2 separate regions of the Homo sapiens genome follow, and region 1 is linked to region 2. A link is an interaction called in ENCODE POLR2A ChIA-PET data of the cell type or tissue named here. Cell type or tissue: A673. All regions are shown on one strand. Each heading gives the region's core, and the rest is flanking DNA. Links, peaks and the distances in the headings are about the cores only. Region 1 overlaps ARMH3 (armadillo like helical domain containing 3). Region 2 holds the start of LOC101927445 (a long non-coding RNA gene).

Evidence for each region. ChIA-PET counts read pairs that join two places held together with the same protein. Peaks named below come from ENCODE experiments on the same cell type or tissue, not always from the same donor. Only the 100,000 strongest peaks of a DNase experiment are listed, where the experiment ranks them.
Region 1: POLR2A ChIA-PET joins it to region 2 with 14 read pairs; 11 of 35 experiments call an interaction of 5 or more read pairs at or near these places.

The regions. Positions count from the first base shown.
Region 1 is chr10:101,983,701-102,000,537 of GRCh38, forward strand. It overlaps ARMH3 (armadillo like helical domain containing 3), which reads right to left. Exons shown (of 26, transcript NM_024541.3): 16 at 11,597-11,655; 17 at 9,838-9,903; 18 at 8,269-8,338; 19 at 6,851-6,911. Among named protein-coding and RNA genes, the nearest start is that of ARMH3, 64 kb to the right of the region's middle. In A673, for the core only: no CTCF peak of the experiment used is centred there; no DNase peak of the experiment used is centred there.
Region 2 is chr10:101,845,652-101,861,443 of GRCh38, forward strand. ARMH3 (armadillo like helical domain containing 3) reads right to left here. Exons shown (of 26, transcript NM_024541.3): 25 at 4,125-4,241; 26 at 1-1,969. The coding sequence ends at 1,877. It overlaps LOC101927445 (a long non-coding RNA gene), which reads left to right and starts at 6,295. Exons shown (of 3, transcript XR_946261.3): 1 at 6,295-6,624; 2 at 11,323-11,384. In A673, for the core only: no CTCF peak of the experiment used is centred there; no DNase peak of the experiment used is centred there.

The DNA.
Region 1 (16,837 bases), core at 5,665-13,664, 140 kb after region 2:
CCCCAACTCCATGGGGTCAGAAGCTCCTGGGCTCCAGACCCTTTCAGACCTCACCCTATGTATCTCTTCATCTGACTGTTTATATGTTTCTTTAAAATATCCTTTGTAATAAACTGGTAAATGTGTTTCCCTGAATTCTGTGAGCCACTCTAGCAAATTAATCAAACCTAAGGAGGAGGTTGTAGGAACCCCAATTTATAGCCGGTCCATCAGAAACACAGGCAAAATAACCTTGGGCTTCTGATTGGCTTTGAAAGCCAGGGGTAGTCTTAGGGACTGAGCCCTAAACCCATGGGATCTGAAACTACCTCCAGGTAGATAGTGTCAGAATTGAAATACAGTACACCCAGCTGCTATCTGCTACAGAACTGATTGCTTGCTTGGTGTGTAGGGACTAAACCCTCCCCACATTTGGTCATAGAAGTCTTCTGTGTTGATTGTCGTTGTTGAGTGAGAAAACAGAAAAAACACTATGTTTTTTTACACTCATAAGCCTGTACCAAAATTGCTTACCAAGTGACATAAGTTGCAATATAAATCATCCTAATTGTTTCCAAATAATTTGCTGATTTTTAGAAATTGTGATGTGATCCTGTTTGATACAGTTGTCACTTAATGATGCCCTTGTTTGAGCATGATTTGCCTTAGCAATCTACAAACTCATCTGTCAATTTTCCCATGAACTTGAGAGTCATGAGGTTCCTGGTGCTAATGGCTTTGTTGCAGCCAGCAAATGTGACTAGATGCTGCCCATACATGACTACCTATGCACACACAGTACATTCCTGAATGCCAGCACCTCTCGTATGGCCTGGGTCTGGACGGCCTATATTTGGCCCCCTTTGATAACGCCATCCCACCAACACTGAGCCACTCCAGAGCACCAATGAGATGCGACCTACATCCCCAACCCCTGCGGCCATCTATCCACATCCACTCCAGCACTGCTCCTAGATTCTGTTCCTGTCTCCACAGTCACCAACAGGTGACATCATTAGCCTTGTGGTTTCAATAATTTATACTATTTATCAAGCAGAATGAAAATTTTAACCACTGCTATGGCCTTAAAAATATATATATATACTGGAGGCCAGGCACAGTGGCTCACGCCTGTAATCCCAGCACTTTGGGAGGATGAGGCAGGTCGATCACGAGGTCAGGAATTCAAGACCAGCCTGGCCAAGATGGTGAAACCCCGTCTCTACCAAAAATACAAAAATTAGCCGGGCGTGGTGGTGCTTGCCTATAATCCCAGCTACTTGGGAGGTTGAGGCAGAGAATTGCTTGAACCTGGGAGGCGGAGGTTGCAGTGAGCTGAAATAGCACCACTGCACTCTATCCTGGGCAACAGAAAGAGACTCCATCTAAAAATATATATACACACACACACACACACACACACACACACACACGTGTACATATATATACACACATGTGTACATATATAAATATAATGTATATATACGTGTACACATATATGAATATATATGTGTGTATATATATACGTATATATGTATATATATACGTATATACATGTATATATACGTGTGTATATATATGTGTATATACGTATGTGTATATACGTATATACACACGTATATATACATGTATATACATATATATATACAGATCGCATGGGTTTATATATACACATATATGTATACATGTATATATAATACGTATATATACATACATACATGTGTATATGTGTGTGCATATATATATACTGGAGGCCAGGCATAGTGGTTCATGCCTGTAAATCCCAACATTTTGGGAGGCTGAGGCAGGGGGATCACTTGTGGCCAGGAGTTCAAGACAGCCTAGGCAACACAGCAAAACTCCCATCTCTACAAAAAATATAAAAATAGCCAGGCATGGTGGTGCAAGCCTGTAGTCCTAGTTACTCATGAGACTGAGGTGGGAGGATTGCTTGCACCCAGGAGTTCCAAGTTAGAGTGAGCCATAATCGTGCCACTGCATTACATCCTGGACGACAAAGCAAGACCCTGCCTCTAAAAAAAAATTACACACATAGGCCAGGCGCGGTGGCTCACTCCTGTAATCCCAGCACTTTGGGAGGCCGAGGTGGATGGGTCACCGGAGGTCAGGAGTTCAAGACCATCCTGGCCAACATGGTGAAACCCTGTCTCTACTAAAAATACAAAAAATTAGCCGGGTGTGGTGGTGGGCACCTGTAATCCCAGCTACTCAGGAAGCTGAGACATGAGAATCATTTGAACCTGGGGGGCGGAGGTTGCAGTGAGCCAAGATCATGCCACTGCACTCCAGCCTGGGCAACACAGAGACTCTGTCTCAAAAAAAAATAAAAATAAATGAAATAAAATACACACACACACACAAACACACACACACATATGTATGTACTGGCAGAATGACTCTAAATTTAGTGCTTCTTGTGGGGCTTCTTTCATGCTTGTAGCAATTTCCTATTTCAACACAAAATGAGTTCCACTTTCTCCTGAAATCTTCCTGTAGGACCCACTGAAGTCTGTACCTTTCTTCTGATGCCTACCTACAGGTTTGGAAATATGTGACTTAAGAAGAGTCCAAGTTTTCGATGTAAGAGTAACTTAAAGGAAAATTTACTCTCCCAGAGACTATATCCCCTCACTCCCCAATCCTGTGGTGGCAGTGAGAGTGGCAGCAAGAATCAAGGAGTACAGCTAGGAGGTGAAAGTAATTGGTTCGGTTTTGCTACCTCTTAACTGCTCCAGGCAAGACCTTTCTTTTTTTTTTTTTCTTCAGTATAAGCACCTTCCCCCATCATTACCTACAGCATTCACACACAGATGTGAAATTGTTTCATTTCTGACCCAGATTCTGGCTTTGAGTATTAAGTCTTTCCAAACTCCATATTTCTTCATATTTCACTAGGAAGATTATAAACTTATCTGAAATGGCAGAAATTCATTTTGCTTTCAATTTCTCATTCTGCTGTATACTGCCGAAAAGGGGTACATAATGAGAAGTGAGAGCAGCAGCCTGGCCTGCTGCCCAGCTGGAAGCAGGAAGTTCACCTGATAAGGACTTGATGCTTCAAATTCTAAAAACTGGAAAGGGAGCTAGAAGTGGGGGAAGGAAGATCTGGAAACATGCCCAGGGGTAGTAATGAAGAAAGTGAATTCAGCCTGAGGGTGGGACCTTCTGCCCAGCCTCTGTCAACTTGATGCCTCGTTATCTTCTCCATCTTCCCTAACCCCAGGGCAGTAAATTAAGGAGCAGGTGGAAAAAGCGCCTAAGAAAGCAAGGCAAGATAAAAACTCTTTTGAGGGTGAAGTTATGAACAAGGGCGAGGAGGGAGTTAGAACATTTGGGTAGACCAGGTTCATTGGCTAGAAATGTGGGGGTTTGGGTAAACAGATAATATACCTGTAACTTTACAGTAATGAACATACAATCTTATCATATCAGCCCCACCTTCAACTGTTCCTCATCATCCACTTAATCTTGGGCAAGCTTTTTTTCTACTCTCTTATCCTCCCTCCATGCACTCTACACTCTAACCACCTGGAATTATGCTCTATTCTCCAAACATACCACATTTTCTAGCCTCCAAGCACCTAAACATGCTGGTCCCCTACGTGGTATGTCCTTCCCTGACTCCTCCACACAGAAAATCCCTAGTGTTTCTTCATGACTCAGGTCAAATGCAACCTTCCGATATCTTCTCTAATGCTCCAGTCAGCATAGTCACTCTATACAAATCTTTCCTCCATCACTTATCACAGACATGATTAAGAGAACAGCCTCCGGGGTCAGACATGAATTTTAACCTTAGTTATGCAGCTTACTAGCTGTGCAACTGTGGTACCAGCCTGCAAGATGGACCCCAATCTGGTATTCACACACTCATATAGTCCCTTTCCACATTGCAACAGGGTTGGTCTGTGTGACCATTAGAAATGATATGTTACTTGAGATTAGGTTATACATGATACTATGGCTTCCATCCTGGGCTCTCGCTCCCCTTTTCTCTCTTAGATTAACTGCTTTGGGGAAAGACAGCTGCCATGCCTACCAACCCTACGGAGAGACCCACGTGGTGAAGAACTGAGGCTTACCAACAACCATTAGGTGAGCCTGAAAGCAGATTTTTGAGCCCCAGTAGAATCTCAGATACTTGCTGCCCCAACTAACCTGGTCATCATCTTATTTTAATAAAGTTTAAGCCTTAAGGTTTTTTTTAATTCTTTGCCACTTCTGCATTCTTCTCTTTAACACTCTTTAAGAAAAGCTGTGCCACGTTAATGTGATCCTCAAGTATGCATATTACCTTTATTCCTTAAAAAGCATCCTTTTGAGAGGCCCTATGCCAAAACTATCCAGTTAAGTTTCTCCTGGATTCCTGAACCACAGAAACTGTGAGGTGATAAATGTTTGTTTTAAACCACTACGTCTAGGGTAGTTTGTTACACAGCAGTAGATAACTAATACACCTGGGAATGTAACAGTTCAGAATTTATAGTAAGAAAATTTGGGTTCAAATCTAGGCAATGATGCTTACTAACAGAATAACCCTGGGCAAAGTAATTAATCTCCTGAGCCTCAGTTTCCTTTCTTTTAAAATGAAAAAATTGAAACTACAGTAATACGTGTTACAAAGTAAATAGCACATCCTAAAACTAGGATATAAAATAAGCCAGAAATAAAGTCCATAGCAAAAACAAATCTGAACCCTAAGATAATGAAGTTCAGGGACCCCAGCTAAAATAAGCTGAACACTCATCTGTTAAGTGTTATAAAAAGCAACTGTTCATGGTCTTTGAATTGAAATAAAGGATCAGACTTACTTCTAAACACCCAAAAGGTATGGAAAAATGCAAACTGCAACCTACTTACCTAAAAGTAAAATTTGTATCATTATTTCAGACCTACGAAAGCAAGACTATATAGTTTATAAGCAATCTAAGAAGCCGGAAGGTTGGGCACAGTGGCTCACGCCTGTAATCCCAGCACTTTGGGAAGCCAAGGCAGGCAGATCACCTAAGGTCAGGAGTTCTAGACCAGCCTGGCCAATGTGGTGAAACCCTGTCTCTACTAAAAAATACAAAAATTAGCCAACATGGTGGTGCGCGACTGTAGTCCCAGCTACTCGGGAAGCTGAGGCAGGTGAATCACTTGAATCCAGGAGGCAGAGGTTGCAGTGAGCTGAGATCATGCCACTGCACTCCAGCCTAGGCAACAGAATAAGACTCTGTCTCAAAAAAAAAAAAAAAAAAAAAAAGCAAGCTAGAGGTCTACTCTATTTAGACTGAAATCCTTTATACCTCCCTAGATCCCAGGCCTGGCACTGCAATGGGCTTTACTCAATTTGCTGTTCACCAAATTACCCTCTTGCCCAAAAATCGGAGGGAGCAATTCTGATGTCACACTCAATTCAGATGTTTTATAAGGACTAAAGATAATATACATATTTGAGATCACATTAATGTGGCACAGCTGTTCTTGGGTGTTAAAGAGAAGAATGTAGGAGGAGTGGCAAAGGAGAAACAAAACTCTTAAGGTTTAAACTTTATTAAAATATGATAATGGCTAGGTGTAATGGCACACACCTGTAGTCCCAGCTACTTTGGGAGGCTGAGGTGGGAGGACTGCTTGAGCCTAGGAGTTGAAGACCAGCCTGGGCAACACAGTGAGGCCCTGTCACAAAGTAAAAAGAAAATATGATGATTCTGAGTTGCCTCCAGTTGTGCTCATTATAAAGAATTGTGATGGTCGGCCAGGTGTGGTGGCTCATGCCTGTAGTCCCAGCACACTGGGAGGCTGAAGTGGGCGGATCACCTGAAGTCAGGAGTTAGAGACCAGCCTGGCCAAGATGGTGAAACCCCATCTCTAGTAAAAATACAAAAATTAGCAGGGCATGGTGGTGTGCACCTGTAATCCCAGCTACTTGGGAGGCTGAGGCAGAAGAATCACTTGAACCTGGGAAGCAGAGGTTGCAGTGAGCCGAGATCATGCCACTGCACTCCAGCCTAGGCAACAGAGTGAGACTCCGTCTCAAAACAAAAACAAAAACAAAAACAAAAAACTGTGATGGTCAAACAGTTCTCCTCAGGAGGCAGGACTCTCCCGGCGAGGCCACTGGAGACATAATCTGCCCAGATAATAGGGCTCCAGCTAGGCTGTCAGGACAATGTAGGCTAAGAATGGATCAGAAGCGCTATCTCTCTCTAAATTCGTCCTACCTAATGCGAAAGCTCAGAGACAACTAAGTGGTCTGCTGGTATTGCATATCTTTGATTACAACAGACCCCTGCGATCACTATATTCATGTGTCGGCTCCCTCTTCATGCAGTGTGCCTAGAAGTGATCATGCGGATATGTGCAGAATCCACATTGTGGTTTGTGCTTATTACCTCTTCTGAAAAGATGTACAGATCCAGGCCAGAAAATGTTCCCTAACACTTCTCCACATGCAAATGTGTTTTTCTTAAAGTATACACAGACCATGAACTTTCTTTTTTTTTTTTTTTTTTTCCCAGACAGAGTCTTCGCTCTGTCGCCCAGGCTGGAGTGCAGTGGCACAATCTCAGCTGACTGCAAGCTCCGCCTCCTGGGTTCACGCCATACTCCTGCCTCAGCCTCCCAAGTAGCTGAGACTACAGGCGCCCACCACTGCGCCCAGATAATTTTTTGTATTTTTTGTAGAGACGGGGTTTCACCGTGGTCTCGATCTCCTGACCTTGTGATCCGCCCGCCTCGGCCTCCCAAGGTGCTGGTATTACAGGCGTGAGCCATGGCGCCCGGCCTACACAGACCATGAATTTTCTAACATTCAGTTCTTTAAAATAGATTTGTACACATTAAATGTGTACATATTTGTACTTACATATAGAGATCCATAGGAAACTCCTTCATCATGTGTGTTACAATAAACTCTACCATCAGGTCTGAAAGGGGAATAGAGAAAAACTGGATCAATTACAATGGAATTCATTTCTTGTCTTTGAGTTGGAAAAAAAGCTTCTGAGTACACCTTGCACTCACACTGAACGGCATCCACTAACCACATCTTTATTCATATACACTTATTTTATATAACGCATTTTGTGTAACACTGTTCACCACCTGCCACTTGTAAAGTAATAAGAAATTATTTCACTTGCTGACCTCCAGAAGGATACCCTGACCTGCCAATAAATTCAGATAAATGGAAAATTTCATTGTATAGATATTTCATCCCATGGCATTAATGCAGACTGCCAAAGGGAAATCATATTCTGAGACTAGACAATGAAGCAAGCTCTGAGAAGAAATTATGGATCACATTTGTGTAACCAGAGACTCAGCTCTAAAGCTATGTCAGTCAATCTCATCTTACTATCATGCTCAGTTAGACAGATATTGACTGAAATGGGCTGTGGGGCTTTGGGTCAAGAGAGGCTTATTATACAGCCTTAATTACTGTTTCTAAAATTAAGTAGATTTAGAAACTGGGGCTGAATATCCAAGTGAAATGGGATTAAGAATTCAGCTAATTCCCTGAGGAAAATGCAGAATTCTGGACAGACAAAATTACCCAAGATACAGCCCCCTACCTGTCAACTCAGTCAGCCTCATCTCAGTTTAATATACTCAGGGGAAGTTTTGTATATGTAAACCATGAACTTCAAGCCTCCTGGCCAGCCAGCACATCAATTCAAACCAAGAAAGGATGGGAAGAATTTGAAATCTTTTTTTTTTTTGAGATGCAGTCTCGCCCCAGCTGGAGTGCAATGCCGTGATCTTGGCTCACTGCAACCTCTGCCTCCTGGGTTCAAGCGATTCTCCTGCCTCGGCCTCCTGAGTAGCTGGGATTACAGGCGCACGCCAACACGACCAGCTAATTTTTGTATTTTCAGTACAGACAGGTTTTCACCATGTTGGCCAAGCTGATCTCAAACTCCTGACCTCAAGTGATCCGCCCACCTCAGCCTCCCAAAGTGCTGTGATTACAGGTGTGAGCCACTGCGCCCAGCCTGAAATCTTGATCATGTATCTTGTAAATCATGTATCAAGTTTAGACACAGCCATTTGTCTCACTGGAATGACTTTTTTCTTTGAACAACAGGACCCTTTTATTGACCACTCTATAACTGGGGTTGCTTTACCAAACACAACAATAAACATGATTCTTAGGCCAGGGAAAAAACACAACTAATAATTTATTTGCGGAAGAAGCACATCAAACAGGTTCTACTCTTCATCTTCATCATGAAAGCCTATCGCTGTCACAGAACAATGTCAATGTTGATGATACTCACTCACCCAGTACTGCACATACTAAAGGACGGCAGGGAAGATTCTTGTCTGCTGCCTTCTTCCTGTGTCTCATAGGCTTCACACCAAAAAAATGAAGAAAGGAAATTAGTAGACACCGGCACTGACATCCAATGGCCCATCATCATGTTCCTTGTGCAAATAAAATCACTATTACAGGGATACTTCCTTTTCTTTCTCTTTTTCACATGGTGGGAGAGGAATGAGGTAGCATGGGATGAGGCGGGGAAGGGAGGACTTGTGAATGCTTCAGTTATCAATGCACGCCTGTTACAAAATTACAATTCACAACCTCAAAGGGCACTAGAGAATACTACAATGGGAAAACTGTTGGTTTTACTTTGCTTTTAGTTATATAAGTGGCATTACTAACGACAAAAGAGGTACACTGGTGTTTTTCTTTGACGATAAATAATAATAATAAAAAAAAGAGGAAGTGATGGTGCCACCTATAGAAGCAGCAACAGTAGTAGTTGCAAAAAAATAAAGAAAGTTTTACATCTAAACCTCAATGTAATTTTTTTTTTTTTTTTGAGACGGAGTCTCGCTCTGTTGCCCAGGCTGGAGTGAAGTGGCACGATCTCGGCTCACTGCAAGCTCTGTCTCCTGGATTCGCGCCATTCTCCTGACTCAGCCTCTTGAGTAGCTGGGACTACAGGTGCCTGCCACCACACCCGGCTAATTTTTTGTACTTTTAGTAGAAACGGGGTTTCATCCTGTTAGCCAGGGTGGTCTCAATCTCCTGACCTTGTGATCCCGCCTTGGCCTCCCAAAGTGTTGGGATTACAGGTATGAGCCACCAAGCCCGGCCCTCAATGTGATATTTTTTAACATACCTCCAAGCTTTAAGAAATTCCCTGATCCTCCATATTCTATTTGCCCACTTCTCAGATGAACAAATCTGAGCAGCAGCTAGTCTTAGCCACTCAAAAATTATACTACATTTTGAAAACAAAAGGCTTAGAACCATTTCCTTGCTGAAACCTATATTATTGAAATCCAGTATCAGGCCAGGCGCGGTGGCTCACACCTGTAATCTCAGCACTTTGGCAGGCCAAGGCGGGCAGATCATCTGAGGTCAGGAGCTGGAGACCAGCCTGGCCAACGTGGTGAAACCCCATCTGTAACGAAAATACAAAAATTAGCCGAGCGTGGTGGCAGCCACCTGTAATCCCAGCTACTCAGGAGGCTGAGGCAGAAGAACTGCTTGAGCCCAAGAGGCAGAGGTTGCAGTGAGCAGAGATCACACCATTGCACTCCAGCCTGGGGGGGAGAGAGAGAGAGAGAGACTCTCCCTCAAAAAAAGAAAAAAAAAAAAAAAGAAATCCAGTATCATTGCCACGCTTGTGAATCTTCCAAAACTCTTGATTAAGAAACAGCTCCATGACACACAAAAATCCCAACAACAAGCATGGGTCTGTTGAACAGCCGTCATGCAAAGCCCTTTGGCACAACTTTCCACCCACATTTGTTCTAGTAAGATCAATTTCATCCCAACCCTGCCGACATACAAAAAATTTCCTCTAAGAAAAAACAAGAAGCAAAAGAAACACCTACCATTCTATGTAAGTTTACTCGAAAATTCATGTTGTCATCATGCAAAAATGCATTGGCATATTGATCCTAATAAAAATATAGAGAAAAAGTAAGAAGCGAGAGCTATATTTAAGAAACTGTAATCTATCACACTTCGTACAAATCCTTGGACTTTGAGAACTACTTTCAAGGATCAGCTGGACAGCTAATAGGATGAGCCTAGAGCCTTATGTCAAACCCTACTTAAGCCATGAGATTTTTCTTTAGTGTAATTTCCCAGTGTATCTCTAACTGGTCAAAAATTTCCAAGCAAAAACAATAAAAATTAAGACGCAGGGACTTAAGGCAGATGCTGAGAGGAATGAGAGTAATCTGTTTTCCTATTCCCTCTTCCGTCCCATCTGCCCAAGGAGCTGGCTCTGTTTGTGATAGTTTAAGGTTTTCACAGAGGCTGCAGGATTCATGTGCAGGCTCCACATGAGGGTTTAGGAGCAAGAAGAAAAATCTGTGCTCTGCTGGGAATGGGTTCAGCCCAACAGAAGCAAACTGCTACACAGGCAGCGTGGAAGCAGGCAAGACCCTGTCTATTCCGGGCTTTCCTGAAGACTGACAGAAAATCAAAAACCTCTTACCATGGATTAGTAATAAACATCCCTTGGCCCTTTCCCAATACCTTTTCTGAAGATCTGACAAGCCTACAGACTCCAATTACAAGGAACTGTTACAATTTGTGAAAAACAACTCCTTTAAAGATTTTCTTAGAAAGATTTTTGAAAAGCAATTATACCAGGCCCACTGCTAATAAGCAGCTCTTCCATAACCAGCCACCCCTAATCTTGTGAAAAGGAGGTCATCTTTCCACAGAGAACATGAAGAGAGAGAGACTGAGAGAGATCTCTACTTCATGTGGAATATCTTCACCATTTTTCTTAAGAGAGAAAAGAGCAGAGTGGGGAATAGTAAAGGGGGAGGTTGAAGCTATAAATTTAGCTCTAAACTCACTCAAGTTCTGCCATGCCTGTGTGTCACCAAGATACATGGTGAGTTTGAACCTAATTAGTCCAACCAAAAGTGGCTTCTTAAAAAGCCAAAGCATCTCTTCTTTTTTCCCCTCAGCTCTTGTTCCTCGGCAAACTGCAATTACTGAGTTTCCAATTCCCCTCTCTGGCTTTACTATCCACCCCTTCACCCCATCACAGGAAACCTGAGCTCCTTTTTTATTTTTTAAACTGCTCCACTGCCGAGCATGGTGGCTCACGCCTGTAATCCCAGCACTTTGGGAGGCCGAGGTGGGTGGATCACCTGAGGTCAGGAGTTTGACACCAGCCTGGCCAACATGGCAAAACCCCATCTCTACTAAAATTACAAAAATTAGCCGGGCAAGGTGGCACTGCCTGTAATCCCAGCTACTAGAGGGGCCGAGGCACGAGGATCGCTTGAACCTGGGAGGTGGAGGTTGCAGTGAGCCAAGATCATGCCACTGCACTCCAGCCTGGGCAACAGAGCGATACTCCGTCTCAAAACAAACAAACAAACAAACTGCTCCACAGTTTAAAAACACAGTGCTAAACAGCGTGGAAGCAGACAAGACCCTGTCTATCCATGGCTTCATCGAAGACTACACTCTAGTGGGAGAAGACAGATAATACAAAGGGGGAAGATTTTCTCTCCTAAACTTTAGGACCCTAAATGTCATGAGACAGTAATGGGGTGAGGGGAGGCAGGGAAAGATAGCACTTTGTAAAAGACTGCCTAATAGCAGAAGGCTCGTGAGACCTACCTCTGCAATACATGTAAGGATAATCAGACAGAGTTTGCCACTGTGAAGCCTGTGTTCATCTGTAAAGAAAAAAGAAACTCTTCTCTGTAAATCATCCAGATTTACATCATCTGTTTCAATACAGAACAAGGACGTATATCATAAAAGGAAACATTCACACTTTCTCTTCCCACAAAATCCATAAATGAAAATCAAGGTACTACTATAGTAATTCTTGCTTCCCTCCTAGGCAAAAGAATTCCCCCAGAAGATTTATTTTTTTAATATCCTGGTAGTCTGTTAAATGGCTAACCACCTTCCTGAAAGCCATCTAACTCACAATGGTTCCTACTGTCATGGCTCAAATAGTGGCCAGTACTCTCACATCAGCCCTTTGCTGATAGAACTTGAATAGTCAGGTCCATTTCCTTTTCCACCCACCCTCTCATCTGCCAGCTCTAAGCACCACCTACCACAAAATCTAGAAAGATTTCATGACTGCTCATAGCAAACTGGCAATGAAATCAAAAAGAAATTAACTGGAGACTAGGGTCCAGCCCACGCTTCTCCTTGCAATTGTATACTTATGCCCTAGAAAGCTGTGAACTCTTGATCATTTTTCTTCCTGTCAAAGTTACTCATTCAACAAATATTTACTTAGCACTACTATGTGGCAGGCACTGTGCAAGGCACTAGAGATATAGCACTGAATAAAACAGACAAAGGTCCCTGGTCTCTCACAACTCACATTCTAGTTATTAAAAAAGAAGAAGACAACCTCAGTAGCAGGGCTCTAAGCCCACACACAAAAGGACAAAAAAGAGCTAATCCATTACTGCCAAGTACGAGAACCCATCAAGCTTATGTTACTTTCCAGAAACTCTGTGGGTGAAGGAGTGAAAAGGAAGTAAGAAGAGGATCATGCCAGCATAGCCAAAACAGACAAATGGCTCATGATTTTCAAATTAGCTTCAACAGGACCCAGAATGAAGTCCAATCTAGAGAGAAGACCTCTTAATGGATTAGAGTGCTGTAGAAGTTAGCTATTACTATTTACCCTGACATTGACCTGCTTCTTTCTCAAAAATGGGATCTATCAATTAAAACCTGACAATTAGATGGCATAATGGGGATTACAATCCACAAATATACTCACATCTCCTCAGAGATAGGCAATGCAAAAAGAGTAATGGTGACAATCCCTATCTGACACTCCCTGGAGCTTCATCAAAGCCCCGATATAGCCAAAGAGTAATGCCCTTGCCTCCAGAAAACTAGATTCACAACTCTTCTACCCACCTTTAGCCAGTTTCTATGGCACTATCCTCCCACAAACTGATACGCAACTCCCACAGAAAAGCCTGCAGCTATCTCTCCACTTAAAATTTTTTTTAATTTTAAAATTAAAGTGTTTATGAATACAAAACTAGGCTTATTTCATTATAGACAGTCTTTTAAACTCTAAAAAAGCATATACACACAAAACAATGAAAATCAAATTTAATCATACCACCCAAATGTTATAACTGTTAAGACTTTGGTGAATCAACTTTAAGTCTATGCATAGATATACATGGTTTTTACAATTTTTTGCCTAGTATCTATTATAAAGGTTGAGCAGAAGCTTCTTTAAGGTGACACCACCAAAGTCAGAAAAATCCCAAGTAATAAAGGCTTTAAAAGCAGGGGAAAACCCAAGGGAATAGGGGCTGGGCTCAGTGGCTCACACCTCTAATCCCAGCACTTTGGGAGGCTGAGGTGGGATGATCACCTGAGGTCAGGAGTTGGAGACAAGCTTGGCCAACATGGTGAAACCCCTTCTCTACTAAAGATACAAAAATCAGCCAGGCGTGGTGGCATGCACCTGTAATCCCAGCTACTCAGGAGGCTGAGGCAAGAGAATCGCTTGAATCCACAAGGCAGAGGTTGCAGTGAGCCGAGAAGATCATGCCACTGCACTCCAGCCTGGGTGACAGAGTGAGACTCTGTCTCAAACAAACAAACAAAACCAAAGGAATGATAAATACAAAATTCTGGGCCACGCGTGGTGGCTCATGCCTGTAATCCCAGCACTTTGGGAGGCCGAGGCGGGTGGATCACAAGGTCAGGAGATCGAGACCATCCTGGCCAACATGGTGAAACCCCATCTCTACTAAAATACAAAAAATTAGCTGGGCATGGTGGCGCAAGCCTGTAATTCCAGCTACTCAGGAGGCTGAGGCAGGGGAATCGCTTGAACCCGGGAGGCAGAGGTTGCAGTGAGCTGAGATCGTGCCACTGCATTCCAGCCTGGCGACAGAGCAAGACTCCGTCTCAAAAAAAAAAAAAAAATTCTGGAGAATGGAGAGGAGAGAAGTGATTGGGGAGGGACACACAGGTAGCTTCAACAGCATTAATGTTGTTTTATTTAAGTTGGGTGGTAGGTTCACATATGTTCATTTTATTATTATACTTTATAAGTTATGCTATTTATTATAGTTATTATAAACTTTATACCTTATTATACATATCTATTAAAAGTATCTTTTTGGGTTTAAAGGATAAATATATAAGAAAAAGGAAAAAGATAATATCCTCATGGCGGTGGTGGAAACAGAGCCAAGAAAAAGTTGCTTCTATTGCTGCTAAAAACATAATGAGATGCTGTTAGCCAAGGCATGCAGCAGGGGCTGAGGCAGGAAGAAAGCTGGGCCAATAAAGCCACACAGGAGTCATTTTTGAAATTAACTCTTCATTCCTAACCTTGCCCTTTGCCATATTTAGGTTGCCTGTTGGCCAAGACCACTCATTCTACAATTAATCAGCCTTTAATTTTGCCTTCCATTTTATGGATGGCAAGTGACCAAGACAAAGAAGCTTATATAATCACTAAAGCTAAAAATGAGTTCCAAGGGCCTCAGTTCACTGTGTTATATCCGGCAAAGCTAAAAGTTCATTTTCTAGGTCACATCCATGCAGTGTCTCTATTCTGTGGTTGCTGCAATACTTCTAGAGAAAGGAAGAGGTTACCATTTCCATAAAGAAGCAATGGCTTCAAGAAAGTGATACACAAGTCTGGTTATCCTTGCTTACCAGATCTCTCTTGCCAAGTCTCAGAGGTTCAGCTATCTCTGCAGCTCCCAATGGACTGTTTTATGTTAGGAGTTAGTGACATGGACTACTTAAATCTATCTCATCCCTGATATAGCTCTCTCTTTCTTGAAAGAGAACACTTGCAAAACATAAAGGAAGAAAAAAGTCTAAGTTTGCAAGGCAGAAATCTCCAAGAGCTAATACAATATGTCTGAGTGTAACATATCTTAGACTCTGCCCACCCAGGCTCCTTTCTGCTCTGGCAATTCTTCATTTCCCATACTTACCTTTTAGCTCTCCTGTCTCTGTCTACCAATGTTTCTTTCTCACTCTAAAAGTCTCCGAATCCTGGTCTTCTCCTCCTATGCAGTTCTTGCCTTTCAGCTCCATTCTTAGACTTCTGAAAACTCTCCAACCAGAAACCTACCTACCTCACTTGGCAAATAAGAGACTTCTAGAGTATACTTAATGCCTAAGGGAAACTTAAACCACCTACAAGGCATTAATCTCTCCTCACAGAAAGTAAAGTGGCAAAAACCATAGTATTTCAGCAATTTTGCTTCTAAAGTGGAAATGGTTTTTTTGTTATTTAGGAATCTGAAGTTCATCTGTGGACCATAATTTAAGAACCCAAATATAAACTACTGGACAGTTAGTTCCTAAAAAGGATTTAAAGATTCTTATAAAGAAGCCTTAAAAAGGAAGAATCTATGCCAAATTGTTAAGAGTGATTAACTCTGGAGAGTTTAAATTACAAAGAACTTTCACTTTCTAAGTTAACTATTGCTAGAATGTTTTAATTTTTAATAAGAATATTTCAATTATTTTTGTAATTAGGAAAAAAAATCCTTTTTTTTTTTTGAAACAGAGTTTTGCCCTTGTTGCCCAGGCTAGAGTGCAGTGGCATGATTTTGGCTCACTGCAACCTCCGCCTCCCGCATTCAAGCGATTCTTATGCCTCAGCCTCCCAAGCAGCTGAGATTACAGGCACCCACCACCATGCTTGGCTGATTTTTGTATTTTTAGTAGAGACAGGGTTTCACCATGTTGGCCAGGCTGGTCTCAAAGTCCTGACCTCAGGTGATCCTCCCACCTAGGCCTCCCAAAGTGCTGGGATTACAGGTGTGAGCCACAGCGCCCAGCCAAAAAATCCTTTTAAATAGGAGAAGCCCACTGGATCAATCTGTAGGTACCAAAAGAAATGCTAATAAAAATGTTCATTAAAATGCTAGCTTTGTGTCCCAAAAAAGCAAGCATTTTGGGGACAAATGGGGATACTGAAATAGGGACTAAATATTACATGATACTACAGAATTATTGTTGACTTTCTTAGATATAATAATGGTATTCTGGATATCTAGGAAAATGTCCTTAACTTTAGGTGATACATGTTAAAATATTTATGTGTAAAGCAGAATCATGATGTCTGCAACTTCATTTAAAATGATTCAGCCAGGCCGGGCGTGGTGGCCCATACCTGTAATCCCGGCACTTTGGGAGGCTGAGGTGGGCGGATCACAAGGTCAGGGGTTTGAGACCAGCCTGGTCAACACAATGAAACCCCGTCTCTACTAAAAATACAAAAATTAGCCAGGTGTTGTGCCACATGCCTGTAGTCCCAGCTACTCCAGAAGCTAAGGCAGGAGAATGGCTTGAACCTAGGAGGCGGAGGTTGCAGTGAGCCTTGGTTGCAATTGCACTCTAGCCTAGGCAACAGAGCAAGATTCTGTCTCAAAAAAATAAAAAATAAAATAAAATAAAATGATTCAGCCAAAATAACAACAACAACACACAGAAAGAAATTTAAGTGCAAACCAAGTATGGTAAAATGTTCATGAGTATATAGGTAAATCACTTCACAATTATTTTCAACTTCTGTATACTAGAATTTTTTCATTACAAAAAATGGAAGAAAAAATGCTAGCTCAGTGTCACCATGAAATCAAAGGCTTACTTCCAGGCAATCCTAAAACTGGGATATATTCCACTTATATCAGGTTCCTAGAGCAGTCAAATTTATAGAGGCAGAAAGCAGAATGGTTGCTGTCAGGCCTTGGGGCAAGAGGAGGATGGGGTATTAGTGTTTAATGGGTATAGAGTTTCCATTTTGTAAGATGAAAAAGTTCTGAGGCCAGGTGCGGTGGCTCACACCTGTAATCCCAGTACTTTGGGAGGCCAAGGCGGGCAGAT
Region 2 (15,792 bases), core at 2,315-10,314:
ATCCAGCTGCCTTGGGGATTTATCACCAGGGAAAACACTAAATGCCCCAGGCTGAGCTATCCATCCAGTGATCAGATGACCCAGCCTGTGATCTCTTAAGAACCTACATCTACACATGGCAGCCTGTTAGTGGCTTCTCTGGAACTAGTGCATAGCTGCTCAATGTTAGAGCCAGAACTCTGGTTCCCAGGGAGGGCGAGTATCCCAAAGAGATTTGAGGTTAAATGGATGGCAGTCCAGGTGGTCCCAGACATGCTCTCACTGCTGAATTCCTGCACTTACTCCTAGAATATACCAGTGCTGTTTGCTCCCGCCATCCTGAGGGCTTTAGAAAGTGCTTTAAAAAGGGAGGATCTCGAAGCAGCAGCTATTTCAGAGGCAGCTGTTGGGAAAGCCTATAGTGGTTCCATGGAGGCTATCCAAGGGAGGAACCACAAGCCAACTCCCCATAAGTCAGGAGATTTGCCTGTGGCCCCACCCAGAATCTGAGCGGACAGAATGGAGGCCTTATGCATGATGCTCACCTGGCCTGTTTCAGATGGAGGGCACCCTACCCCCAGAAAGTTCTCTCCCTCCCAGGCACTAGACCATGACAGGAATAGATTCCTCCCCAGAGGAAATTCTCAGGCAGGTTGGATGTAAACAACAGCAGGGTAAGGGGGTGGAACACGTGGAGGGGAGCTCAGCAGAGGCAGGAGAGGCTGCCAGAGGAGGGGGGGCTAAGGGAGGTGGGGGAGCTGCTGGAAAGGGAACCAGCAAAGTAGGCACCTTGAGGGCTCCAGAAAGCCTGTCAATGTTTATTTCATACACACCCTAAAGACAGTAAAGCAGATTAGAAATTAAAAGTTAAGGTGGTGACCCTATTGTGCTGATGAGTCAAATGGGCCAGAAGAAGGGGAAAGCTAACGGTACTCCTGGTGCCAAAACTAAAATTCAAAAGGCGGTGACTGGACAGCAGAGCACTGGGCAGATTCTCATCTCCAGTTTTCCCAGAGAAGTCAATTCTGAATTCAGAAAATAGGAAAACTGGCTGGGTGTGGTGGCTCACGCCTGTAATCCCAGCACTTTGGGAGGCCAAGGTGGGTGGATCATGAACTCAGGATATTGAGACCATCCTGGGTAACATGGTGAAACCCCATCTCTACTAAAAATACAAAAAATTAGCCGGGCGTGGCACACGCTCCTGTAGTCCCAGCTACTCGGGAGGCTGAGGCAGGAGAATCGCTTGAACCCAGGAAGCGGAGGCTGCAGTAAAGCCGAGATCACGCCACTGCATTCCAGCCTGGGCGACAGAGTGAGACTCCGTCTCAGAAAAAAAAGGAAAAAGGTACCCTATTCCTATCTTACCCTAAATCTGAGCCAAAGGTCCCGATGACTGGACAAAGTGCCAGTGCAGGCAGGGGACACAGATTTCAAGCCAAGCACAGCCCCAGGCCCAAAGGAAGCAGGATGTAGCTCCAGCTATATCTGAGAGTTGATCTGTTTTCAGAAGCCGAGCAGAGCCACTGACTTTCAGGGTGCTGGCATTACCCTGAGGCTTGCCTCACCAGCTCCCGAAAATTAGTCAGTAGCTACAGCTTGTAACCTCAAGATTGGAAATGTGAGGGGCTGTTTAGGGAGCCCACTCTGGAAGTCCCCACATTCCTGGAGGCCTCTCCCCACTGTGCCCACCCATTCCTCCCCAAATAAGATTATCCCTGGCTTGACCCTCCTGCCCCTGCTGCCCAAGCTCCATTGAAGTGCGGTCTTCACCAAGAGAACTTGGTATCTGTGTTTCTCTCCAACCTCGGGGGCAGCCCCCTCTCCCCTCGCTCCCCCTCCAGCCCATGATCCTCATGGGTAAGGGCAGTCAGAGGCTGCTCAGGTAGGCGTGGCCTCAGGAGATAGTGGAGAACTCCTTGAGCAGGACTTCTTGGCTGAGTGTGTGGAAGGCCAGGTTTCTCCGGACGTTGGTGCTAATGGATCGAACCTGGGAAAGGGTAGTTGGGGAAGGTGGGAGGGCGCAGCCAGAGAGAAAACAGGAGAGAGTCAGTTCTAAACGGCAGAGGACAGTGCCTGCTACACGGGGCACTAGAAGTCTCTCTCTTAGGAAATGAACCCTTAACAGCTATTATCCCTGCAGGCAAATGAGCAAACAGTTCCTTGACAGCAGGGAAGGAGAGAAGAGGGGTGGACAGGAACAAACTCTGGAGGATGTAAGAAGAGCATCTGGGCTCCTGGGGAGGTAGAAGCAGGCACAGACAAGAAAGGAGGGCTGAGGCTGACATCTGTCTCTGCTTTGGCTATGCAGAAGGGGGACTGGGCTGCTCAGTGATCTGATGGAGGAGGAGAAACTGAGGCCAGAAGACTCATGCTCTAGCACCACCTCTCTTTAGATGTGTTTCTAGTCTCTTCACTCTCCCTTTGGATTTATTTACATTTTGGGGTTAGAAGGAGCATTTAGAGATGCAGTCCTTTTCTGGCACAGATGGCAAGAGTAGGATCCAAGGAGGCCAATTTCAATGGCCAGGGCCAGGTGACATTGCTAGTGAGTCCCAGCTTGGGAGCAGGGCCGAGGGTTCTTAACTCCTAGTCTAGCACTCCTTCTAAAGATGCCTGCCCACTCGAGAGGAAAGTCTGGGGCGTATCCTTGCTGTGTGCCCACTGCTCACCTCACATACTCTCTACCCACAGAACCCTAACCCAGTGTTGCCTGGGTCAGCAGGGTAAAAGCCTGTAGAGAAAGGGTCAGAGGGCCCAAGTCCCTACTCTGAGAGGGTTCCAAGAGGAATCTGGCAGACTCTTCAAGGAGATTTCCCCACAGGAAATAGCTGTGTAGATTGCCTGAGAAACAAAAAGGGGAAGGAGGAGGAGAGTGTGTCTGCCCTGGGCCCCAAAGTCTCAGGAGCTTTCCTTCAATTTCTGCTATGCTATAGGAAACTTAATGAAGTCATCAGGAAGGAAGCAGAGGAAAGGGCAGCATGGCAAACAGCAGGAAACTTGAGCTCATTAGCTCCAAACTGGACCAGACCCTCTTTGCTCCCCTGTGCCAGGGGAACAAATATGAGCAGAACTGAGTAAGGCCGTGGTGAGTGTCTCAGAGCCTCGAGACACCGCTCCCGTAACCCTCTCCAGCTCCTCACAGATTGCTCTCTGTTAACCATTTGCTCCCAGAACTTCCTCCACATCAACTTAAAGACTTGCCAACCATCCCATAAAAATGTTCCACTCTGCTATCACTTTACACTAATGGTTTCTGTGTTCCAAACTAACTCACCCCAGAGCATGTCTTCCTGACCCTGTGGAAGTCCAAAATCCTGAGGAATGTCATGTCAGGATCAGAGTTGGGCTGTGTTTAGCACAAGACAAACGATCTAATACGCAGTGCCTTCACCACAATTGGCATGGGGTAAGTAAAAGCTGAGCTGACGCAAGTTCAGCCCCAGCAGAGGGAGGTCTAAGGACAGGGGAAGTGGGTACAGAGGCCTGCAGGTCCTGGTCTCAGTCCCCAGCCAGGATGTTTGTGTAAACCAAGCTGGTAGGGTTACAGGACTGCAGGGGGGCTGAGCTTTTCTTGAGAACAGCTCAGAGTACAGGGCAGGAAAGGGACCATCAATAGGGCTAGCTCTGTGGAGACACTGACTGGGAACTTAAGTAGGAGGCAGAGCAAATGCTCATGGCTCCAAGTGCCCAAGGGTGGGGGCTGCAGGAAGCTAAGTGATTGGAAAGCAGGGAATGGAGACTGGAGAACTAGATTGGGAGGGGACTCAGACCAGCGGCCAGTTAGGAGTTTAGGAAGACGTGATTCCATAAGAAGGGGAAGAATTAATTACTTTTATTAGTTGCCCTGAGGACAGGTTAAGGAATAATGAGCCAGATCTGCTGCTGGGAACACACGTCAAACCCCAGGCCCAGCTGGAGCTGTGCAAGGGCTGTCTCCATGGCTGCAAAGGAGAAGTAGGCAATACTACCTCGAATAGCATCTTCTCTTACTGCCTGGTACAATGGGGGAGAGAAGTTGCATACCCCATCCCAGCAGACCCCTCAAGTCTTGTTTTATCTGCAGATAAACTGCAGATAAACTGCAGAACCCAGTGGCTGGGGGCGGGCCCCTAAGACACAGGCAGAGGCGGTGGGGCACTCACCAGCTCTTTGAAGAAGGCAGCTTCCTTGTGCTGCTCTGAGTAGCGCTCATACTGGTCCAGGCCATCCTGCAGCTTCAGCGTGAGCGTGTCATAGTTGGCTCTCACCACCTCCAGCACCTGGAGGACATCAAGGGCCAGGCAGGGCTTAGGCCATGCAAATCCCACAACCCTGAGCCCCATTCTGCTGATCTACTGGGTTGGGTTTGGTCTGTGACAACACCCCCAAGAAACCTTGCTTATTACTTATCTTCCAGAAAACAGCCTGGCTACAGGGAGCGATGCCTCAGGTTTCTGGGACCACTTTCTCTCTCTCTCTTTTTTTTTTTTTTTTTTTTTTTTTGAGACTGAGTCTTGCTCTGTCGCTCAGGCTGGAGTACAGTGACGTGATCTCAGTTCACTGCAACCTCTGCCTCCCAGGTTCAAGCGATTCTCCTGCCTCAGCCTCCCGAGTAGCTGGGACGACAGGGGCACATCACCACACCTGGCTGTTTTTTATATGTTTTAGTAGAGATGGTGTTTCGCCATGTTGGCCAGGCTGGTCTCGAACTCCTGACCTCAGGTGATCCACCTGCCTTGGCCTCCCAAAGTGCTGGGAGTACGGGTGTGAGCCATTGAGCCTGGCCAACTTTCTAATCTCTCTCTCTCTCTTTTTTTTTTTTTCCTTTTTGAGACAGAGTCTCACTCTGTCGCCCAGGCTGGAGTGCAGTGGTGCAATCTCAGCTCACTGCAACCTCTGCCTCCTGGGTTCAAGCAATTCTCATGCCTCAACCTCCTGAGTAGCTGGGATTACAGGTGTGTGCCATCATGCCCGGCTAATTTTTGTATTTTTAGTAGAGATGTGATTTCTCCATGTTGGCCAAGCTGGTCTCTAACTCCTGAACTCAGTTGATCCACCAGACTTGACCTCCAAAAGTGCTGGGATTACAGGCGTGAGCCACTGCACCCACCGCGACTTTCTCATCTCTTCTATTCCCTGCCTTTCCTGACCAGCCCAGCCTGGCCACCAAGTCTGTTTACTCTGAGTACGGCAAAAGAGCATGAGAAGAGGTTACAGAACAGTGAGCATCTCAGCTCACCAATATCCCTGACACCACAAATGTGCTCTCAGCCTTATCCTGAAGCTTTCCCTGGCCAGGCTGTCACAGTTGCTGAGTAAGACTTTGCCAATGTCTCCTTCCTTCTCCCGTTCTGGGAACCACATTTCTTCAGTCTTGGGATGTTCCTCAGCACCATCTGCTACTTGTTTTCATTGCTCAGTGCCAACTCAGTCTTCTTATCCAGTGCCTGGATTGAACTTTAGGGCATCCCAGCCTTTGGGTATAGGGTACGCTTTCAAGACTAAGCTAGAGCCTTTATTCTGTGGGGTTTTTCTCCCACAACATCTCTCTGATTTTCTATGCGGGGAGGATTCAGACTTCCACTGACTCCAGGAAACTTGACTATCTGTGGTTACAGAAAGAAGGGACTGTTCATAGCCAGGCCAGATGTGACTTCAGCTTGTAAGATCATGAATCAAAGGCAAGGACAATCAGGGGAGAGGCACTACACATCAAATCAGAAGTGAGCTAGGAAGAAAGGGGAGACCAAGAAAGGGGATGATCATTCACTCTGATCATCGGAGTGAAGTTGATCTGACCTGGAGGAAAGCCTATGGCATCATGGAGAGCTCCCTGCTCAGTAGGGAGCTTGGAGGAATTAGTGAGTGACAAGGAACACACAGCTCTGACAGAAGGGGGTTGGGGGTTGGGAAGAGGAAATAAGCCAGAGTCAGGATGGAGGACAGGCTCTTGAGGGGCCCAAAGGTGCCTCTGCACTGTTCCCTGCACCAGTCCAAATTTGTGCCAGGCAGACTTCACTTGGTAGCAAACACTCTGGCTGCCAAAAATTCCTGAGGAGAGAGAAGGGCTAGAGGGCACAGGGAAGGCTTGTGTCCCAATGGGAGAGTTACCGAGTTCGGTTTGGGAGGGAAGGAACAGCTAGGGCAAAGGGCTGGCCCAGCTTTCTCCCCTTCAGACACCCAGCTCTACAAGATCATTTTGCCTGGTGTGTCCCACAGACTGTAGTATAGGCTGGTTCCTCTGCTTCTCATTCCACTTGTCAGTTCTGTAGGCAGGAGGACTGGTACCCAGCAACAGCAGTCACCCACAAAGTAATCTGGTCCTCTCATGCACGTGGGCTGCACTCGTGGCTGGAATATCTGCAGCCAAGGTCTTGGCTCAGAAGTGAATGGCTCAAGCCCAGAAAAAGGCAAAATTCCTCCAAGATGGAAATCAGCCCCTAGGAACCAGGCAGAATAGAGTAATACATGTTTTCCTATGCCCTGAAATCTGGGGAGCCTCAGCAATGCTTAAGACCCAGCAACTTGGGCTCAGCCTTTCCTGAGCGGTGTCAAGTGCCAAAGGACAAACATCATGCTAAAGTCAATTTCTGCGAAAGAGGTTACTGCATATGAAGAGATGGCTGAACCTTCTGACTACATCCTGAGAGCCTCAGGCCGCAGGTAAGGCTGCTTTGATCACCTGGACTCTCTCCTCTTGCCAGGGCATGGTAGAAGGTCTAAGGTCTCACTTAGAAGAGTGATTTCTTCCTATCCCAATAAAGCTGGCTTTTGCCAGCATGGTTTAGTTTAGTTTGTTACAGGGAGGTGAGAGCAGAAAAGGTCCCTGAGCTACTAGCTCCTTGGAAGAAAACCAGAAGCAGCCGGACATGGTGGCTCACGCCTGTAATCCCAGCACTTTGGGAGGCCGAGGCGGGCAGATCACCTGAAGTCAGGAGTTCGAGACCAGCTTGGCCAACATGGTGAAACACCATCTGTACTAAAAATACAAACATTAGTGGTGGTGCGCACCTATAATCCCAGCAACTTTGGAGGCTGAGGCAGGAGAATTGCTTGAACCTGGAAGGCAGAGGATGCCATGCCATGAGCTGTGATCACGCCACTGCACTACTGCCTGGATGACAGAGCAAGACCTTGTCTCAAAAAAAAAAAAGAAAAGAAAAAGAAAAGAAAAAAATCCAGAAGCCTGGCTGGACTTATAGTGCCCATGATCTCAGCTCTCCTCTTGTCCAGACACTGCCCGTTGCCACCTCCCCCTTCCGTGGCCCTTTCTTTTTTTTTTCTTTTTTTGAGACAGTCTTGCTCTTGTCACCCAGGCTGAAGTGCAATGGCGCTATCTCAGCTCACTGCAGCCTCCACCTCACAGGTTCAAGCGATCCTCCTGCCTCAGCCTCCTGAGTAGCTGGGATTACAGGCGCCTGCCACCATGCTTGGCTAATTTTTTTTTTTTTTTTTTTTAGTAGAGACGGGGTTTCATGATATTGGCTAGGCTGGTCTCGAACTCCTGATCTCAGGTGCTCCACCCGCCTCAGTCTCTCAAAGTGCTGGGATTACAGGCGTGAGTCACAGCGCCCGGCCTTCCCTGGCCCTTTCTTGTGGGCTTACTTCCTTTCTTCCTCTTATACCTGAGGAAAGTTGCCTGTCAGTTCATCTAGTCTCTGCTGTCTCCTGCCCTTGTCACTTTTCTTTTACTCACAAAGGAAAAAGACATTCTAGGCTCAGGCCTGGGCCCCAACCCATCCAAGACTTCAGAACACTAGCAGGTACTTGCCTGGCCTGGGACTTTGCTTTCTGTAGCTCAGACTTAAGGAACATGTCTCATTTGAGTCTCAGCACTGGCCTGGGACATGGTGAGGGCCACACTTAGGGAGAGGGCCATCTCCCAGAGCCTCTGCCTAAAGGCCTGAGGCTTACCACAATTTGCAGCCTCAGTATCTGCTTCCTGGCAACTCTAAAGGTCCTTCTCAGGTTGAAATCCCTTTCCAATCCGTCAGGTAACAGTCTACGCCCCCGCAAGCACAAGGCTACCTTCTTTCATCGGCCGTTGGGCTTGTGGGCTTCCTAGAATCATGCCAACCACCTCAGCCCAAGGTAGCCTCAAAGCCAGTAAGTCACCTACAGGTCACATGCTCTCCAAGGAATCCTCACACCACCACCTATGACCCTTAGGAGACAGACACTTGGGTCTTGGCAAGAGCCTGATAGAAAGTTAACTGAGCTGACCAGGCACGATGGCTCATGCCTGTAATCCCAGCACTTTGGGAGGTCGAGGCGGATGGATCGCGAGGTTAAGAGTTCGAGACCAGCCTGGCCAAGATGGTGAAGCCCCGTCTCTACTAAAAATACAAAAATTAGCTGGGTGCAGTGGTAGGTGCCTGTAATCCCAGCTACTCGGGAGGCTGAGGCAGGAGAATCACTTGAACCCAGGAGGCGGAGGTTGCAGTGAGCCGAGATCACACCACTGCACTCCAGCCTGGGCAACAGAGCGAGACTCCGTCTCAAAAAAAAAGAAAGAAAATTAACTGAGCTGGGAGTCCTACTCTTGTTATGGGACTTCAGACAATTCACCTAGCCTCTTGTTATGGGACTTCAGACAATTCACCTAGCCTCTGTGAGTCTCAGCCCTTTTTTCTATAAAATGGAACTTGAACTCACCTTCCTAAAATGACATGGGAATAAAAGTTTTTAAGTTCCTGAATAAAAGTTTTAAGTAACATACAATTGATGGAAACACTGTCATCCCAATGGCTACACAGCTACCTAGACAGCTCCTATGACTCAAAAGTAACTACTTTCACAGTCCAGGAAGTACCTACCTATTTCAAACTGTCCCAAAGATTCTATGTGCGTAAGTGATTCTTCACCACAAAGGAACAACTTCTGGGTTCAAGTGGAAGACAAGGAATACACAAATGGCCTCAGTTTCAAGTATCTCATGCCCTCTTCTTTGCCTTAAAACACTTTGCCTCAACTTAGGCGAGGGGAAAACAAAGTGGGCAATGTTTGGGAAGGCCTAAACATCTGCCCCTGAAGCCTCTGGAGGTAAGGGGCCTGAGAGGACAGCAAAGCCATCAAGAACATAGGATTGAGGTCAGAGACCTAAGTTTTAGTTCCCAGTCAACCACTAATTAGCAAAATAAATTTATACAAGTTTCTTAATGTCTTTGAGCCTCAGTTTTCAGTATCTATAAAATGAAGACAACACCATCTACATCTTATAAGGCTGATGTGAGGATAACATGAGATTAACGATTGTACAATGCCTGGCACATAATCAATAGTCAATAATGGTTACTAATTTTATAATGAAAGTCTTTCTGGTGACAAGGAGTATTTGGAGTTCTGGCTATCTCAAGATAGTTCTAATGATAAGCCAGGGGCTAGGGCCTCATACATCTTCATTCAGCCTATGGCAGATTCTGGTGAAGAGGAAACAACACTGTCTATTCTTTTTTTTTTTTTTTTTTTTTTTGAGATGGAGTTTCGCTCTTATTGCCCAGCCTGGAGTGCAGTGGCGTGATCTCAGCTCACTGCAACCTCCACCTCCTGGGTTCAAGTGATTCTCCTGCCTCAGCCTCCCAAGTAGCTGGGATTACAGGTGCCTGCCACCACTCCTGGCTAATTTTTGTATTTTTAGTAGAGATAGGGTTTTACCATGTTGGCCACGCTGGTCTTGAACTCCTGACCTCAGGTGATCCACCTGCCTCGGCCTCCCAAAATGCTGGGATACAGGCGTGAGCCACCACGCCCAGCTATCATACCTCTTTTTGGCCAAGTGCTACTACATGGACAAAACCACAGAAATAATAGTTCTGGACCAGGTACAGTGGCTCACTCCTATAATCTCAGCACTTTGGGAGGCCGAGGTGGGAGGATCGTTTGAGGTCAGGAGTTCAAGACCAGCCTGGATGATGGAGTGAGACCCCATCTCTATGTTTTATTTATTTTTTTGAGACAAGATCTCACTCTGTCACCCAGGGTGGGGTACAGTGGCATAATCACAGCTCACTGCACCCTTGACCTTCTGGTCTCAAGTGATTCTTCCACCTCAGCCTCCCAAAGTGCTGGAATCACAGGTGTGAAAAAATATATATATATATTTTATATATATTTATATAAAATACATTATATAAAATATATTTATGTATTATATATAAATATATTATATATATATAAAGAAAAAAATAATAGTTCTGGGAGGAGCCTTTGAAATCACTTAGCTAGTTCATGGCCCTTATTTCACAGAGGAAGAAATAAATGCCCAGAAAGATTGTAAATTGCCCAAAGTCATAAAACTGGGATTATATACCAGAATTTTCTCTCAATCCAGTGCTCTTCCTAGTGCTCAACCCAGTGCAGGCTGTGCTCAACCCAGTGCAGGCTGGTCTAACCTGAGGCACATTCTTGGGTTTACAGGCTAAACTTGGCCTTCAGAGACCAAAGATTCAAGGAATTCAAACTTGCTTCTCCTAAGAAGTTTGGAAGTATGATTTGTGGAGAGCTAAGAAAGTAACCTGGTGAAGCCTTGATTTGCTGTTTGAGCTTTAATGACTACCCAGCTCCTTAGGGCTCCAGGGTTTGACAATTTTCAATACTAGCAGTTGAACACCCTGCTCAACCCTGTTGATAGTTGGTGTAAACCAACAAAATTTTACAGATCACTCCAAACTCATTGTCAGCAATATCTGATTTTGGCTGCTATTTTGATTACTCAATACTCATTTTAGATGGAAGCTTGAAATTCAAAGGTCTTTGATCTTTAATTGGGCTTTTTAGGCCTCTGCCATCCTGTGGTCTTCAGGCTCGGGGCGGGGTGCTGAAAGATTCAATAAATCCCTTCTACAATGAATGCTCCTATCTCAAGGCTAATCTTCCATTTTCCCAAAGAGACTGTCATCATTCTGTTCCACTTCCATGCAGTTCTGCTTTAACCCTGTCCAACTCCTAATCATAAAAAAAAAAAAATCTCTGGATGACTTGAAACAGATAAAGGAGTTAAAATGGAATCAGAAGGAAAAAAAGATAAAAAGGCTTTTTATAGGATTTTCATAATAATTTCCATCTATCTGTCCCACTGGATTCTTGATCACTGTTCTACTTTAGCTGTTTACTCACTAGAGAATATGATTTTTTGAACCCATTTCTTCCACAAAGCAGGAAAGGACAGCCTGAGTCATCAAACTCTGAAAACACAAACAAGAGCATCACCAGGCCAAGTCCAGACACTGCCCTTGCTTCTCCTTCCCATAATGTGGAGGGGGCTGGGCAGGCACTACTTATTCTGCAAGCTGATAATGGAGAAATAATGAGTTTGTTCCACAGCAAGTTGGGTAATGGAGTTTATTCCTCATGATGTTTCAGGATTTGGGACACATCTATCCTGGTGCCCACAGAATCAAGAAGCAAGAAGTCTGGACCACAAAGTAGGTATACAGAAAAAAAAAAGAAGGACTGAATAATCAGGTTTGCTCCCCACACTACCTTTCTAAGCTGTTCACTGTTCTGACCTTTCTGACCTCCTGGTCCTAGCATAATTGTCTTATCCCTAAAAGAAATAGTGCTGGGCCAGGTGCAGTGGCTCATATCTGTAATGCAAGCACTTTGGAAGGCCGAGGTGGGCGGATCACTTGAGGTCAGGAGTTCAAAACCAGTCTGGCCAACATGGTGAAACGCCATCTCTACTAAAAATACAAAAATTTGCCGGGAGTGGTGGCATGTGCCTGTAATCCCAGCTACTCGGGAAGCTGAGGCAGGGGAATCGCTTGAACCCAAGAGGTTCAGTGAGGTTGCAGTGAGCCAAGATCATGCCTGGCAACAGTGAGACTCCACTTCAAAAAAAAATAGTGCTGAGCATACCTTAGGCCTTCAACAATGGTCACTGGCAAATGGACTGCTAGAGGGGAGAGGAAGGTCCAAGCAGCTTCAGGCAGTTTTTAATGGTAAATACACAATGAAATCTCCCTCTCATCATCCTGGAGAAATAATATCACAACTCAAATATACCATTTGTCAGCCAGAAAGGCTGAAGTCATCTTCTTTCTAATACCCAGCAAATTTCCTCAAACTCAAAGGAAGACGACTTTTCCTACAAAAATGAGAATGACCTACTCAGGGCATTGCCTAATTCTCTTCTCTGGATTTGTTATTGGGTCTAAAATGCTCTATAAACTTGGGCAAGAGACTGAAAGAGAAATGGAAGGTCTTATCTTTTATTTCCTCTGAAAGGACTAAATTTAGCCTCCCACTCTTCCTCTATTTTCCTAAAACCAGGCCTTTCCCAGAACTGGTTATGTGTCTCCTAATGAGGAATAGCCCTCTTTTCTCCCAGAAGCAATAAAGGTCTGTCCCTAACCTTGCAATTTCAGCAGCCTAGGCAGAGCCTCTTGATGGCATTGTAACAATTATGTTAAGTGGTAGTCAGATGCTGGACAGCTTAGAAGAGGGATTCTGATAAGGGAGAAGCAAAAGCCAATTCTTCTTTCCCTAAAACCCATATTCTTCCAAATTCAAGATTAGTTAAAGCTAAACAAGAAGCACAGCACTGCAAAGATGTTCTCTAAGTAAAGATCTTGGCAGGTCACTGTTGGGTCTAGTTGTACCTGGGTGCTGAAAAGTTCCAATTAGTAGCTAGTGATAGTCAAGATGGCATAGTGGTTAAGAGCACGGCTCTAGAGTTAGCCTGCCTGGACTCATATCCTATCTTCACCAGTTAGCAGCAGGATGGAGCTGGGTAAGCCTGTTTGTTCATCTTTAAAGTGGAAATACTAATAACTTCATCATATATAGCTGGTTCTGAGGACTAAATAAGACAATGTATTGAAAGCTTTCTATGCTTGGCACACAGAAAGCACTTAAGAAGTGTAGCTATTACTACTATTTTCTTTTGCCTTGATATGACCCTATGAATAACTATTTTTTAGGGCCTGAAATTGGGAGAAGTGACCTATTTCCACAGCTTCCCTTTCAACCCCATCCATAAATAAAAAAATTCCTCTCATCTGTCCCCACCCTTTCTGGAAGACATTTGCATTCTACAGGTTTCCCAATGAGGGATTTCCTGTGGAGGAAAGAATATACTGCTTTAGGGTTCGTGCATTAGCAGGTGGACGCAGGCAGAGTGGCAGGCCCTCTCCTAGAGAAACAACATGCCATTACGACTGATTTCCTCACTGAAATCTCTCATAGCTAGATGCTTAGCACTCTGAAGGAGGCTCAGTGTGACATTATGGATTTTCATAATGTCTAACAGAGTCCTAAGAAACAACAAACAGTCAACATGTTTGCTGACTAATTTAGTAACACAGGCCCAACCAAAAAAGAAAGTAATCTCTCATCAAGGTCACGTGGTAAGATTAGAGTTAGACCCTGATGTACCTTCTGCACTGTTCTCAGCATTCTTTGACAGGCTTCAAAAGCCCTCAGAGCCAAGTCTTGCCTTTACGGAGCTAACATGCAAACTGAGGAATCAAGATAAACCACCATCAACAGGCACACCCACAGATGTAAGGACATAGAAGGTTGAGCCAGTAACACTAAGTATGGTTTGGAGTCAGCTGCTTAACTGACCAGTGAATGGGCAGCTAGATTGAGATAGTGTCACACCTTCTAAGACTGGGAAAATAAGGAACCCAAGGTTTTTTCTCTTTTGTTTACCACCTCTTCCTCTTTACATTACTGTAGTAGCTAATTGTGAGTGCAAAATTCTACACAAGTGTAGCAGGGCCCCTGAGACAGCAGCTGCAGGAAGGACCAACCATTAGCTTGGACATATCTGTGACTGACACTGACAGCCTAGACTCCATCAGGGCAATCACCTGAAAGGCAGATTCTTCAAGGCTCAGCCCTGACACTGAAATAAATAAATCCTGTACAAAAGATGAGCAAAAGATGAAACGAATGGGAGAGGATGTCACTCTACTCTCAAAATATACAAGCTATAGCTATGGTTTCTCAGAAATTATGTTTGATCCATTCTGAAATGACTTTCTGAGGTGTGTTCAATGTAGCGATGGATTCCAACTGCATAAATTCAGCTCAGCTGTGCAGTGTACTTATTAGATAACTGTCCAAAACAATCTAAGCAGAGAAACATGGTGATCTTTGAGCAGCCAGGTTCAAAGAGTTGCTGAGCCATTTTTAGCACTTGTTTGCATATAGCAACCAAAAGAGTTGTATCTCAGACAACAAGGAAAACAATTAGATTCATGAGCTCCAATGCTAACTAGTACCCAGAGGAGACTGTTAAATTCCTTTAAATGCTATCGGCTTACCCCTCTGGTCCATGGGCAGATGGAGGGTCTCAAAGAGACACAGTGACCAAGCAGACAGTTAAAAGGATAAAATATTAGAGACCCAAAAGCTTCAGGTTCAAACTCTCCTTACTGTTGAGAGATATGAAGGTTGAGCCTTTGTAAATGATCAATGTTAGTTAAGGCTAGCACTTGGACCCAAGAATAGATGGAAAAAAAACGGGGAAAGGGAATATCAGAAATGTTTTAGTAAATTATCTTAAAAAGGACATAAAAATGCTCACTATATATACCATTTCCAACACCCATTTGAGACTTCCCTCTGTAGTAACTGAGAAAAGAGGAGGGAAGAAAGAGAATGAAGTAGGTGGAGATGATATATATAGATATAGATATAGATATATAGATATAGATGAATAGTTAATATAAGGGAAGGTTCTCTGAAAAATATGTGAAATTCAAAAAATTCAGTTGGGCAACTCAGGGTATGCAGTATTTTAAAGTAGTTCAGAACTTCCACTTGATAGAGTAACTGAGAACTGGGAAACAATTCTTGTCAGATACTGGATATCAGGCAGTGCAGGACAGGAATCCTAAGAGAAGGAAAACAAGGAGAACTTGAAGGTCCTGCCAAGCTAAGGAGACATATAGGTGTTTGGGGAGGCAGACTATCAAAGAGAAGGGAGACAGGCCGAGAAGGAGCTTCAGAAATTTTCAAAGTGTTCCTACTGAATTTGTTCCTAAATATTAATAATATGGATTGCATATGTTGGGTCTGACTCAACTAGGTCAGACAAAAATTATCTGAGAATTTGTAAGCTGAACAATTCTCAGAGTTCACAGAGGGCTGGGAGATGTTTGAATTTTGACTAACCAGAATGAAGAGTACCTGTTGAATACCTAGGGCATTCAAACAAGATGCCACAATAGTTACACCCGAGCAGTGGCACTAAACTAGCCCTAGAGTAAAGGCTACTTTAAACTAACCCAAATGAAGATTTCAAAAATGTGTCAGAAGGATTGTACTACTCCATAAATATTTTATCTGCCTTCCTGAATAAAGTCCAATATAATTTAAAGAAAGACAACAAAATCTAGCACTTAACTTCAATAAAAATAGCCAGACATATCAAGAAGCAGAAAAATGTGACCTATAACCAAGAGAAACAGCAGTCAATAGAAATAGACCCAGAAATGAGGGAGATGATGAAGTTAGCAACAAGGACATTTAAAGAGCTATTATTTTAAAGACCCATTAACATAATAAAGAGAAAAATGGTAGATATAAGGCACATTGTAATGAAACTAGTGTTAAAGGAAGAATAGTAAAATCAGCTAGAGAAAAAAAGACACATTATGTATAGAGGAACAAAGATAAGAGTTCACATTGCTTGCCAGAAAATATGTAAGCCAGAAGACAATGTAATAATAATATTTGTGCTGACAGGAAAAAAAATAGTTAACTTAGAATCCTACGTCCAGCAAAAACATCATTCAGAAATGAGAGTAAAATAAAGACATTTTCAAACAATCTGAGAGAATGTGTTGCCAAAAGTCCTGTACTACAAGAGATATTAAAAGA